Linked DNA regions of Homo sapiens: regions 2, 3 and 4 are each linked to region 1. The links are chromatin contacts, found by Hi-C or POLR2A ChIA-PET in ENCODE. All regions are on one chromosome and are shown on one strand. The core of a region is the stretch at or near the end of the contact, and the rest is flanking DNA. Distances in the headings are between cores, read along the strand shown.

Region 1 (2,794 bases), core at 221-2,720:
GGTAGCCAGCCGTTGTGTTCTCTGTAAACTTCCATTGCTGTTACTGTCATCTGTCTTAACCCTTCAGGTTTTTTTTGTGTCTAACAATCCCTAATCCCTAAATCAGGAAAATGCTAATAAATTATTATTTGCTCATTGATTAGTGAGGGAAACCCATATTCATGCAAGAGTGTTGCCATATTTAGTTCAAGGACATTTTCCTGTGTTGGCTTATTTCTGGCAAAAGTCAGGTATATTTTATTTTATTTTGTTTTGTTTTTGAGACAAAGTCTTGCTCTATCACCCAGGCTGGACTGCAGTGGCATGATCCCGGCTCACTGCAACCTCCATCTCCCGGATTCAAGCAATTCTCCTGTCTCAGCCTCCTGAGTAGCTAGGACTATAGGCACCTGCCACCACGCCTGGCTAATTTTTGTATTTTTAGTAGAGACGGGATTTCACCATGCTGGCCAGGCTGGTCTTGAACTCCTGACCTCAGGTGATCTGTCCACCTCGGCCTCCCAAAGTTCTGGGATTACAGGGGTGAGCCACCCCGTCTGGCCTCAGATATCTTTTAGATGAAGTATCACCCCCCACAAAAGACTTTCTAAATTGAAATAATTCAATTGTTCATTTTTTTGTTTTGTAAAGCATTTTACCCATTATCAGCTGACTCAACAAAATGATATTTCTTACCTTTTTTGAGTAAGAAAAACGAAATGTCAAATATTGTTCAATTATGATTTCACAAAAACAATTTTTAAACGTGCTTCAATGACATGAAAAAAATAAGTCCACTGTAAACAAATGTTAGGGACTTAAAAAATCTCTGACATAATTTTTCTCTTCAATTTAACTTTTTTTCCCTTGGGTTGGATTTAAAAAAAAAAAAGGAATTTCTGATTACATCTCCAATCATGTCACTGAAAAATCTTGATTGCTGAACACATGACCAAAAAATGATTAGTTAGCTTGAGGTAAATGTTCAATTATCACCAAGATTGGTAAGCAATCTAAAACAGAGGGAGTGAAGATAAATTGACTTCCAAACTGCTTTAAATGGTTGTAGTCGTTTAAGTTCACAGGAAATTTAACAGGCTAGTAATGAACAGACAGCCCTTTCACTCTATTGTTACAAGTTAGTATTATTGTTTAGATTTTTCTCATCCTTTTGCAAATTTTGCAAGCAAGTAACTTCAGAAACCCTAATGTAAATTTCCAGTTAATAAAGATCTTGATTTAACTGGCATTATTGAGGTGTTCTTCGAGAGGCTTTTGGAACTCAACTAGCAGGTGCAGAGAGTACTACAAAGACCCGGGTTTCCGTCCACGTTCACGTAAACCTCCCTACGAGGGGAAACTACAGGCGCGCTGCCGGAGGGCGCCGCCAGTGGGCACTCACGCACAGCTGCTTTGGCCACCACAGGCGCCCCGGGCCACTCTCTTCCCTCATCTCTCTCATCCCAGCTTCCGCCGGAAGCGGCTCCTGTCAGTTGTTCTCAGGTGTTTGGGCTTGTTGTTCCGTATACTCAGTGGGTTCGCGGCCGCCGGCCCAGTGAGGCTGGGTTCGAGGAGCTGGAGCGGGAAACTGGAGCTTAAATTCTGGCGGCGAGATGGACATTCTGAAATCAGAGATCCTTCGGAAGCGGCAGCTGGTGGAGGACAGGAACCTGCTGGTGGTGAGGACCCTGCGGTCGTGGGGGTCGGGATGTAAGAGTGAGAGTATGTGTGTCGGGGTTTTGGGGTGAGGGTGACGATACTCAGAGGATTCGGGGCGGGGACGGGGCTTAGCGAGTGTCCTGCCACTACCCCTGGTAGGCCCCCTTAGATCCAACCCTTGGCGTCTCACTGTTGAGGCTGGAGAATAGGGTCTGAGAGCAGGGAACTTGAGTACAATTCGTGCTGACTTCCCAAAGCTGGATCAAAAGGAAAACACCTGGGTCTGGGGGCGGGAACCTGAGGCCAATTAACGCCCACGTCCAAAAGCCAAACCAAAAGAAAAATCCTCATCTTCCCACCACCGAGTAGCAAAGGCTTCAGGCTGCGGCTCTCCCCGCATCCCTGCCTTTCCACCACCTCTCAGATGGGAAGGGAACGTGCCCTGCATTGGCCGTGGGCCAATCACGGGCCATCCCTTCATCTGCATAGGGCGCCAGTTCACCTCAGTCTTTAGCCACAGACCGAACCCTTCATCCAGATACGGGGTAGCTGATAGGGACCTCAGAAGGAGTACCTAAAACCCGGAAAACTTTGTAACCGGGGCCTCGAGCCGCTTGCTCGGGCCCACTCACACCCTGTGGAGTGCTTTCTCGCGTTCATAAGTCCCTACTTTTGCTGCTTCATTCCTGTGTTTTGTTACTTTTTTTGTGCGTTTTGTCCAATTCTTTGTTCAAAACGCCAAGGACCCGGGCAACTTACACTCACGGCCTTCTTTCCGGTAACCACTTGGGAGCCTTAGGGATGCAGGTGTGGGAATTGCAGGAAAACCCGAGGCTTTGTTTGTTTTCCCCCGACTGACCCTGTTTCCCTCCAGTTTACCTAACTGCCCCCTATCCCCGCTCCTACCTGTTGGCATTCTGCGGACGTGCCCCAGTGCTCCTGAGAGTTCCCTTCTGTCGCCTTACGAAGGGTTTGTGCCCAACTGAAACATGGAGGAAGGGCCGCCGGGCGCGGTGGCTCACACCTGTAATCCCCACACTTTGGTGGGCAGATCACCTGAGGTCAGGAGTTCGAGACCAGCCTGGCAAACATGGTGAAACCCCGTCTCTACTAAAAACACCAAAATTAGCTGGGCGTGGTGGTGCGCGCCTGTAAT
Region 2 (2,794 bases), core at 82-2,581, 1.6 Mb after region 1:
CTTAAAGTAGACAAGTAGAATGCAAATGATTTACACTTTCAATGATCAATCATTTCAAGAATCTCTCTACGAACTGAGTAAACCATCTGTGACTCAGGCCTCCCTATCATGTTTTTTAAGCTGACCCACTTCTCCATCACTCACCATGGTTCGAAAAATCTCACTTCTAAGGGTGTAGCAAGAACCGCTCTGTGCCAGCGCATAGTTTGAATCCAATAGGGTAAAAGGGTAATGTAAACAGCACTTTAAAAGGACACCAGTTTTTATTTAAAATGACCCACTGCCTCTAAAAAGAGAGCATCAACACCGGCCTTCACCTGAAGCAATCCTTTTCTCCAACAGAAGAGCAAATCAAGTCTGCAGGGTTCGGGGGCAAAGGGAAAGGATTAAGAAATCCGATCAAGTGTGAAAATGCGTGGTGCATCGAGTTTTGGAGATCAAATACCAGCTTTGCAAACAGGATACGGCCAGGTCAGCGGGAGCCCGGTTCAGGGGATCGGCCCTGCTCTGAAGAGCTCTAGGGACAGGCGAGGCGGTGCAAAGCCCAGTATCCCCAGCAGGGGCCGGGCCCGGGACCCCCTCGGCGCCAGAACTTTGCGCAGTTCGCCGCCTGCGGCCCCGACACCATCGGGGCACCTCCACGCCGCTCCACCCACGTCTTTGCCCATTCTTTTCGGGTGGCGGCTGCGGAGAGGGAGTCTGAAGGGACTTAACAAGGATGGCAGGGAGCAGAGGAGGGCGACCTCCTACCCCAGGCTGCGGCCGCCACAAAGGGAAGGGCGTAGCGCCTCTCCTCGGCGCCCACCGGAGCCACCCGCGGGCGAGGGCAACAGGCGCCTCCTGGGCCAGGCCGCCGGCGGGGATGGGCGAGGCTGGCCGGGGGCGCGCGGCAAGTGACAGTAGCGTCTCCCCGCCCGGGCCCCAGCCTCCCCGCCCACCCCGGGCCTCGCCTCCCCGCGCACTGCACTCTCCCGCGAGCCGCGCGCCCCGGACCTCACCATGGGCTCCGCGCCACGGAGAAGCCATCGCGGGGCGGAGCGGCCGAAGAACCCCCAGTCCTGGGAGCCACCCCCGAACGGGAGACCGTGGCGCGCGCGGTCCCCGCCCTGTCGCGCCCGGTGCGCCAGCGCGCCGCCCCTACCCTTTGGCGTGCTCCGTCTCCTCCTCATTGTCCCCGTCTATCCCGCACGTGTCCTGGTCGTCCAGTTCCAGGCTCTGCTGGCTGGCCGCAGACTCGCTGTCCTCCGCCATCGCGGCGGCGCTGGCTGGGGAGGCGGTGCTCGGGGCCGGGCCGGAGCGGCCGCAGCTCCCTCTAGTGCCTCCCGCCGTACTGCTTGGAGTCGGAGCCCGGGCGCTACGCCCCGCCCCGCCCCGCCCGCGCCCCGTCCCGCCCTCCGTCCCGCCCCCTCCCCGCCCTCCGTCCCGCCCCGCCCTCCATCCCCGCCCCTCACCGTCCGCGCCCAGCCCGCCGGCCCCGCCCTGCCCGCCGGCCCCGCCCTGCCCCACGGGCTTGAACCCCGCCCACCTCTTCGTCCCTCCCCACCAAGCCCCGCCTCTCCCCGTCCCGCCGGCTTCAATCCAGCTCTCTAACCCCGCCCGCCTCTGAGACCCCTCCCCTCCAGCCCCGCCTTTCCCCACCCTGCCGGCTTCAAACCCGCCCTCTAACCCCGCCCACCGCCGCAGCCCCTCCCAGATGGCCCCGCCCCTCCCCGCCCCGCCAGCTCCAACCCTGCTCACCCTGGCCAGCCCTGCACAGGGCCGAGTCCTGTACATCCAGGCCTGCGCGGTGCCTCTGCCTGGGGCTCGGCTCTCAAAGCTGCAAACGTGCAGACTTGACATCCTGAGTGGCGGCATTTTTGGAACACAGGCCATGCGATTTTACTTCTGGACGAATTAGGGAGCGCTCCCAGCCCGTGCAGGGGTTTTTCCCACTCAGGAGTAGGCACTCAGGGATGGGGCTTTCCAGAAACTCTTCCCGCCCCTCCACATACATGTTAACAATTCCATTTCGCATCTATCTATCCATCTAATACATTATAAAATCAAATTCAAAGTCAAAAACAGTATTTCCAGCCCTCCACCGCCCTGTCCCAACCAGGCTTGCAGCACTAAAACTCTTGACAGAAATTTTTGAGCTACCCCTGCTTTCCCTGGACACTACTACGGACGGCTCAGACCAGAACAGACATCTTGAGGGACTTGGGGACGTGTCCACGATGCTGGGGGATTGGACAGTTTCAGGTAGGCTACCCTGGCTTTCCCAAAGTCAAGGTCATGACCTAGATTTCCAAGCAAACGTGCACGGCCTTCTGTGCTGAAATTGTCCGCTGTCTCTCTCAGAAGAGGGAAGGGAGGCATTCTGTAGTACTGCCAAATAGAAGACCGGTGAAGTTCAGCCTCTCTTATTTGCTACTGCATTCTGTACAGAGCAGTCCTGTCCTTTGCTTTGCTGAGATGATCTTGTTCAAATGTGCTGCTAGGCCACCGGAAGTCTCCGCAGTGGTTTTGCAAAGATAATCATCAGAACCCGCTCAGTGAGGAAAATGAGACTTTAAAGAGCCACCTGAATTTTTTGGTGTGGGTCCTTTTTTTGCAGAAGATACTAGGAGCATTTTATGGCTTTTTTCCCCAAGGGAGACTATGTTTTTAAAACGCAATGAGCTAGAAGTATCAAAAGATGAAAACTGCAGAGCGATTTCAAAGCCCGTCAGCTGTTTGGCATTGAGACAACTAAAATTCTGTAAGAAGGGCAAATGGGGTCAAAACACAAAAGGAAATACAATATTGCCTTTAA
Region 3 (2,794 bases), core at 153-2,652, 1.5 Mb after region 1:
CCCAAATGCCAAGCAATCCATTGTCTTCAGAAGCAACACATCATTTTTCACTTCATGTCAATTTGACTTTTAGGAAGGAATAGACATGAGCTTGGGAGAAAGACTTAATATTTAGAGAAAAAATATCAAAAATATAGAAAAAGTCAGATAAGGTTATTTTGACTGGGTACAGTTCACCCCCATTACGTGATTCACTTACCTCCTTGGAAATCTAACGTATAAAAGGTATGATGGTAATTGGATGAAATGTGGCCAAAAGATTAAAAAAACTGAGGAGCTTGGGTTCTCAGAGGTGGGTGTGTGACAAGAGTCCTTCAGGTTAGGAGATGGAGCATAACCGATGCTCTGTTAGAGTGTCTGCTGTTTACAGTGTGTATGGAAAAGTTACTTTCTGTAATTTAGAAGGAAGGTATTTACTAAAGATTTTTCCAGCTGAAAGTCTGGCTGACTCATGGATTATGCCATCTCTCGATTTAAATTTTACTTAGTGCCATCTTGGCCAAAAAGAAGAAAAAAAGATACCTTATTGAATAGAACATTTTCATTATAGACAAAGTACAGTACAATGCAGTTTTAAATCTACAAGAAACTATCCATTGCATTTCAATTTAGTTTTAATAGCTACTTCATAAGCAAGCAGTTTAATTCTCGAAAATGTTAATTAGTAATCTGCTTCAATTATGGAGGCAAATGTAGTTATTATTCTATTTAAAAGTGGTTAATAATTTGATAACAAATTATGTAAATGACTCTTTAAAGGAGCAGTGTAACTGTCACCGTGAGGTAAGCTCATGACAAAGTTTCCAACTGGCAATGCTGCAGTTATTTATTTTACTTTCGAGATAGAGTCTCACTCTGTTGCCCAGGCTGGAGTGCAGTGGTGTGATCCCGGCTCACTGCAACCCCGCCTCCTGGGTTCAAGCGATTCTCCTGCCTCAGCCTCCTGAATAGCTGGGATTACAGGTGCACACCCCCATGTCCGGCTAGTTTTTGTAATTTTAGTAGAGATAGGGCTTCACCATGTTGGCCAGGCTGGTCTCAAGACTCCTGACCTCAAGTGATCTGCTCACCTTGGCCTCCCAAAGTGCAGGGATTACAGGTGTGAGCCACCGTGCCTGGCTGATTCTGCAATTATTTGAAAACCTACTTTGTATAGACTTTGTGGCATGAAAATGAGTGGGAAGTAAAGTCCTAAATTAGAGCCTTGACTCCAGGTTAAGTCAAAATCTCATTTACTTAATGCTGGTATCTCAAACCCTGTTCCAGTGAATGAGGACTGTTTTGTTTCTTGAAGCCTTTCTCCTGTTAAGAAAGAACGCTAATGCAATTAGGGTGGAACCATCTGAAATTCCAAGTCTTCCATTATCTCCAAGAGAGGTCCTATATTATGTACTACTGTGGGGCCCAGTCGCCCTCTGGTGGTAGTCTCAGGGATGTCACAGCTGTGGGTTGGTCTTTAGAATCACGGCAACCTATAGAAAGGAGAGTTCCAACTCCTTCGTAGTGACCAAGGTCAACAAACTTTCTGTAAAAGACCAGAGAGTGAATATCTTAGGCTTTGCAGGCCACACAATCTGTCACAACAACTCAACTCAGCTTTGTAGTGTGAAGCAGCCATAGGCAATATGTAAATGAAAGTGGCTGTGGCCAAGAGTGGTGGCTCATGTCTATAATCCCAGTACTTTGGGAGGCCAAGGCAGAAGGATCACTTGAGGCCAGGAGTTAAAGACCAGCACGGGAAACATAGCAAGACCTTGTCTCTACAAAAAATGAAAAACTTAGCCAGGCGTGGTGGTATGCACGCCCAGCTAGTTCTTTTTCTTCAAAAAGACGCTGAAGCAGGAGGATCATTTTAACCCAGGAGTTTGGGGCTGCAGTGAGCTGTTGACTGTGCCACTGTATTCTAGCCTGGACAATAGAGTGAGACCCTGTCCTAAAAAAAAAAAAAAAAAAAGTATGGCTATGTTCCAATAAAACCTTATTGAGGGACACCGGAATTTGAATTTTGTGTAATTTGCACATGTCACAAAATGATGTCATTTTTTGGCTTTTTCTCCTCAACCATTCCAGAAAATAAAAACATTCTTAGCCTGTGGGCTACACAAAAATAAGCAATGGGCTGGATTTAGCCCACAGGCCATAGTTTGGTGGCCCCTGCCTGGGATAAGATATGATTGGTTTCACTGGACTCATAACTTGAAGGAAATGCCATCATGTCTAAAACAATTAACTTCTGCACTGAACTTCCTAGGCACTGGCCCAGTAAAAGCAGGGAAAAGTATCTACTTTTGTTTTTTGAGACGGAGTCTTGCACTGTCACCCAGGCTGGAGTGCAGTGGCACGATCTTGGCTCACTGCAACTTCCGCCTCCTGGGTTCAAGTGATTCTCCTGCCTCAGCCTCCTAGCAGCTGGGATTACAGGCACCCGCCACCACACCCAGCTAGTTCTTTTTGAATTTTTAGTAGAGATGGGGTTTCACCATGTTGGCCAGGCTGGTCTCGAACCCCTGACCTCAAATGTTTCGCCCGCCTTGGCCTCCCAAAGTGCTGGGATTACAGGCGTGAGCCACCACACCCAGCCAAGGCATCTACTTTGTGGTATCTGAGTTGAGGCCAGGCTACGTGGCCTCGGTTAGCATCTTATTTTTCCCGCAGATTATTGGCAATATAAACACACATCTGTAAGCCATGAAAGTTTTTCAAATTCTAGATTAAAAACACCATCAGTAACAAAATTATGAATACTTATTTACAAATAAGACATTTTCCATTAGCATGACACATGACAGTTTTC
Region 4 (2,794 bases), core at 80-2,579, 1.3 Mb after region 1:
AACTTTAGTACGACTATACCCATCCATTCACTCAACATATATGATGAACCTACAATTTCCTGTTCACTAGGGATATATTTTCCAGCTGAGGGCATATACATTTAAACTAATTATTTTCAGTAAAACATGGAGTGAGCGCTACAGGAGTCCAGAAGGAAGGGGCTAGCATAGCCACTTACCTTCTTTGCCTTTGCTAACAGATCTCTAAAGTGAAGTACGCTGATTTTGCAAAAACCAAAGTCTCAGAGCTAGGGGACTTGGTGGGATACAGACTCACGTATTCTGACTGCGAGTTCACAGCTGAGATACCGTGAACAAAAAGGAACCACTCTTTTGTATTCCTCTCTTTCCCAAGGAGTCAGTGTACTCCTTTGCAAAGCAATTTTCACCTACAGAGTCCTAACAAATATTAGCTATGTCCTCTGATTTAAGCTACTCAACTCAATGCCATGTTTTGTTTTCCTTTGGGGAGTCACCAACTAGCTTGGACTTGAAAGACGTCTTCTGTGCAAGGGGAGGCAAATCTTGCTGGTTGGAAGCAGCAGAATCAATCTGGCGCCAGTATCATCTGAATCTAGCATTCTTTGCACAAACTCTAATCCAAATACAAACCCACCAGCTTTTACTGCTGAAGTTTAATATTCACAGCAAAACCACAACGTGGCCTCACGTTACCACCAGGCCCGGCTTGAGCTTTTTACTCGAGCTGGGCTTGGGCGATCTAAAACGAGGGACAGGGCCTGCATTTCCTGGGCGGAATGTTATTTATAGCCAGGGCCAGGAGAAGCCAAAGCCGACAGCTGCTGCGCCGCAGCGCGGGGCCGCCGCCATGCAAGCAGTTGTCACACCGCTCACCTTCACAGTCGGCCCCTGGCCGCCCCCCGGCCTCCTGGCCCTGCGTCAGCACCGGGTGAGAGACCAAAAGCCCGGCGCAAAAGGCCACCACAGCAACTGGGCTCGCGCACCACATGCTGGGCCAGCAGCTTCAATCGCCTCCGCCACCCGCGCCCACCGCCCACCAAGCTGCCAAAGCGAGCTGAGCAGAATTCGAGGTTGGAAAGAATCTGCCAGTAGTTGCCAGGACAAATGACGCAACTGAACACAGAGTTTCCATTGGCTCTCAAGGAAGGGATAGGAAGGGGGCGGAGTGTAGGAGCCTTTTCCCGTCCCTCCCCGGTTGCGCGTGCGCACTGTGCAGTTTCCGCGGAGCGCAGAGACGCGCTGAAGCTACTCGCGGACTGCGCGTGAAGAAAGGCGGAACCTTCACGCTGATTGGCGGCGACGCGGGAGGCTGTAGCGGCCGACCGGACGCAGGGGGCTGGCGGGAACGTGAAGCTCCGCGGTGCCTGATGGGGCCGTTGGGCGGCCGGTAGCTGTTGCTGTTGGGGGACCCCCTCATTCCTGCCGCTGCCGTCCCTGCTGCCTCATGGCGGCCATCGGAGTTCACCTGGGCTGCACCTCAGCCTGTGTGGCCGTCTATAAGGTGAGGGGCTGCGGAGCTGGGCTAGGGCTTCATGACGGCCACCCGGTTTTCTGGCGCTGGGTCATCCACAGGCTTGAGAGCGGCGTGTCGCCGGCCTAGGGATGTCGTGGAGTGGCGTTGCCGCGAGGACACTCCGGAGCGAAGGGCCGGGCAGGCCCGGCCTCGCGCCTGGCGATTCCTCCGGAAAGTCGTCTACTCCGCGGCGGAGGCTCGCGGCGATGTAGACGCGCGGGGTCCCAGGGCGTCATGGCGGCGGGATGCCCGGAGGGGTCCCAGGGACGACGTAGCTGCAGGGTGCCCGGGGGGGTCCCGGAGACAGCGGGGCCGCTGGGTGTCCCGGGGGGTCCCGGGGACGGCGGGGCTGCGAGCATTTTGGGGGAGGTCACGGGGACGTCCTGGCCTCTGGATGCCGGAAGGGGTCTCGCTGACGTCAGGGCCTCAGGATTCCCGCGGGTGGGAGGTCCTGGGAAAGTTGTGGCCGCGAGGTACTTGGAGGCGGTGGTCTCTGGGACAGCAGGGCCGCAGAACGCGCTGAGCTGGGCCCGAACGTCTAGGTCCCGGAGGGGCGGGGAGGCTGCAGTCGAGCTGGGGCTGATGGTCCCGCAAAGCTGCCTGGCTGTGAAGCCAGTTGATGGTGCGTGGTCTACAGAGGTGGCCTTTCTGGAAGTGAGAGCCTGACAGGACTTGTGGCCTTTCTCTCATCAGTGGGGAGGCAGAAGAAACGATAATCATGAACTCCGTTGCCACTAGTCCCGCGTTTAAATGTCAAATGACTTGTTAGGAAAAGCCAAAGGGAATAATACTACTTCATTTGTAGAAATGGGAAGAAAGGGGCCCAGCGCGGTGGCTTACGCCTGTAATCCCAGCACTTTGGGAAGCCGAGGCAGGCGGATCACGTGAGGTTAGGAGTTCTAGACCAGCCTGGCTAACATGGTGAAACCCCGCCTCTACTAAAAATACTAAAAATTAGCCGGGAACGCCTGTAATCCCAGCTGCTCAGGAGGCTGAGGCATGAGAATGGCTTGAACCCGGGAGGCGGAAGTTGCAGTGAGCCGAGATCTGGCACTGCAGTCTGCACTCCAGCCTGGGCCACGGAGCAAGACTCCGTGTCCAAAAAAAAAAAAAAAAGAAATGGTAATGGTAAGAAGGAAGAGAGGTAGGAAAGGTAACGTAATAATAGCCTTCGTTTTGTGTGTAGAAAGGTTGTTATTACTTTTGATTCAATTGTTGACTTTGCAGAGCAGACTGAAAACATGAGGCAGTTCTTCATGGAATTATAGGCTTTCTATGAAAACGAGGAAATTAAATGGT

What was found. A loop is a pair of places that touch in the nucleus more often than their neighbours do. ChIA-PET counts read pairs that join two places held with the same protein, here RNA polymerase II (POLR2A). Pooled maps may share reads with other maps.
Region 2: a map of B cell shows a loop between it and region 1 (23-fold over the local background). The contact joins the promoter of NMT2 here to the promoter of PRPF18 in region 1. A Hi-C loop is called at or near these places in 1 of 168 maps with a recorded cell type or tissue (B cell), 1 of 37 single-sample maps with no recorded cell type and 8 of 50 pooled maps. POLR2A ChIA-PET finds 5 or more read pairs at or near these places in 1 of 52 experiments (Panc1).
Region 3: a map of CD4-positive, alpha-beta memory T cell shows a loop between it and region 1 (5-fold over the local background). The contact joins the enhancer-like site here to the promoter of PRPF18 in region 1. A Hi-C loop is called at or near these places in 3 of 168 maps with a recorded cell type or tissue (CD4-positive, alpha-beta T cell, CD4-positive, alpha-beta memory T cell and CD8-positive, alpha-beta T cell) and 10 of 50 pooled maps.
Region 4: a loop to region 1 is called in a map of B cell, with 26 times the contacts of the local background. The contact joins the promoter of MSANTD7 here to the promoter of PRPF18 in region 1. A Hi-C loop is called at or near these places in 5 of 168 maps with a recorded cell type or tissue (B cell, CD4-positive, alpha-beta T cell, CD8-positive, alpha-beta T cell and 1 more) and 12 of 50 pooled maps. POLR2A ChIA-PET finds 5 or more read pairs at or near these places in 1 of 52 experiments (CD4-positive, alpha-beta T cell).

Annotation. Positions count from the first base shown.
Region 1 is chr10:13,585,495-13,588,288 of GRCh38, forward strand. PRPF18 (pre-mRNA processing factor 18) reads left to right here and starts at 1,471. Exons shown (of 10, transcript NM_003675.4): 1 at 1,471-1,658. The coding sequence starts at 1,593. RefSeq lists enhancers at 1,426-1,765, 1,941-2,536.
Region 2 is chr10:15,167,362-15,170,155 of GRCh38, forward strand. NMT2 (N-myristoyltransferase 2) reads right to left here and starts at 1,332. Exons shown (of 12, transcript NM_004808.3): 1 at 1,142-1,332. The coding sequence starts at 1,251. RefSeq lists a silencer at 702-1,531.
Region 3 is chr10:15,105,174-15,107,967 of GRCh38, forward strand. NMT2 (N-myristoyltransferase 2) reads right to left here. Exons shown (of 12, transcript NM_004808.3): 12 at 597-2,794. Among named protein-coding and RNA genes, the nearest start is that of RPP38, 9.2 kb to the left of the region's middle. Within about 2 kb of position 1,403, at least 3 of the 41 ENCODE cell types and tissues checked have a DNase peak (open chromatin) inside an H3K27ac peak, as active enhancers do.
Region 4 is chr10:14,836,977-14,839,770 of GRCh38, forward strand. It overlaps MSANTD7 (Myb/SANT DNA binding domain containing 7), which reads left to right and starts at 1,330. Exons shown (of 5, transcript NM_001378785.1): 1 at 1,330-1,483. It overlaps CDNF (cerebral dopamine neurotrophic factor), which reads right to left and starts at 1,061. Exons shown (of 4, transcript NM_001029954.3): 1 at 856-1,061. The coding sequence starts at 970. It overlaps HSPA14 (heat shock protein family A (Hsp70) member 14), which reads left to right and starts at 1,330. Exons shown (of 14, transcript NM_016299.4): 1 at 1,330-1,483. The coding sequence starts at 1,427. RefSeq lists a silencer at 1,114-1,223 and an enhancer at 1,374-1,613.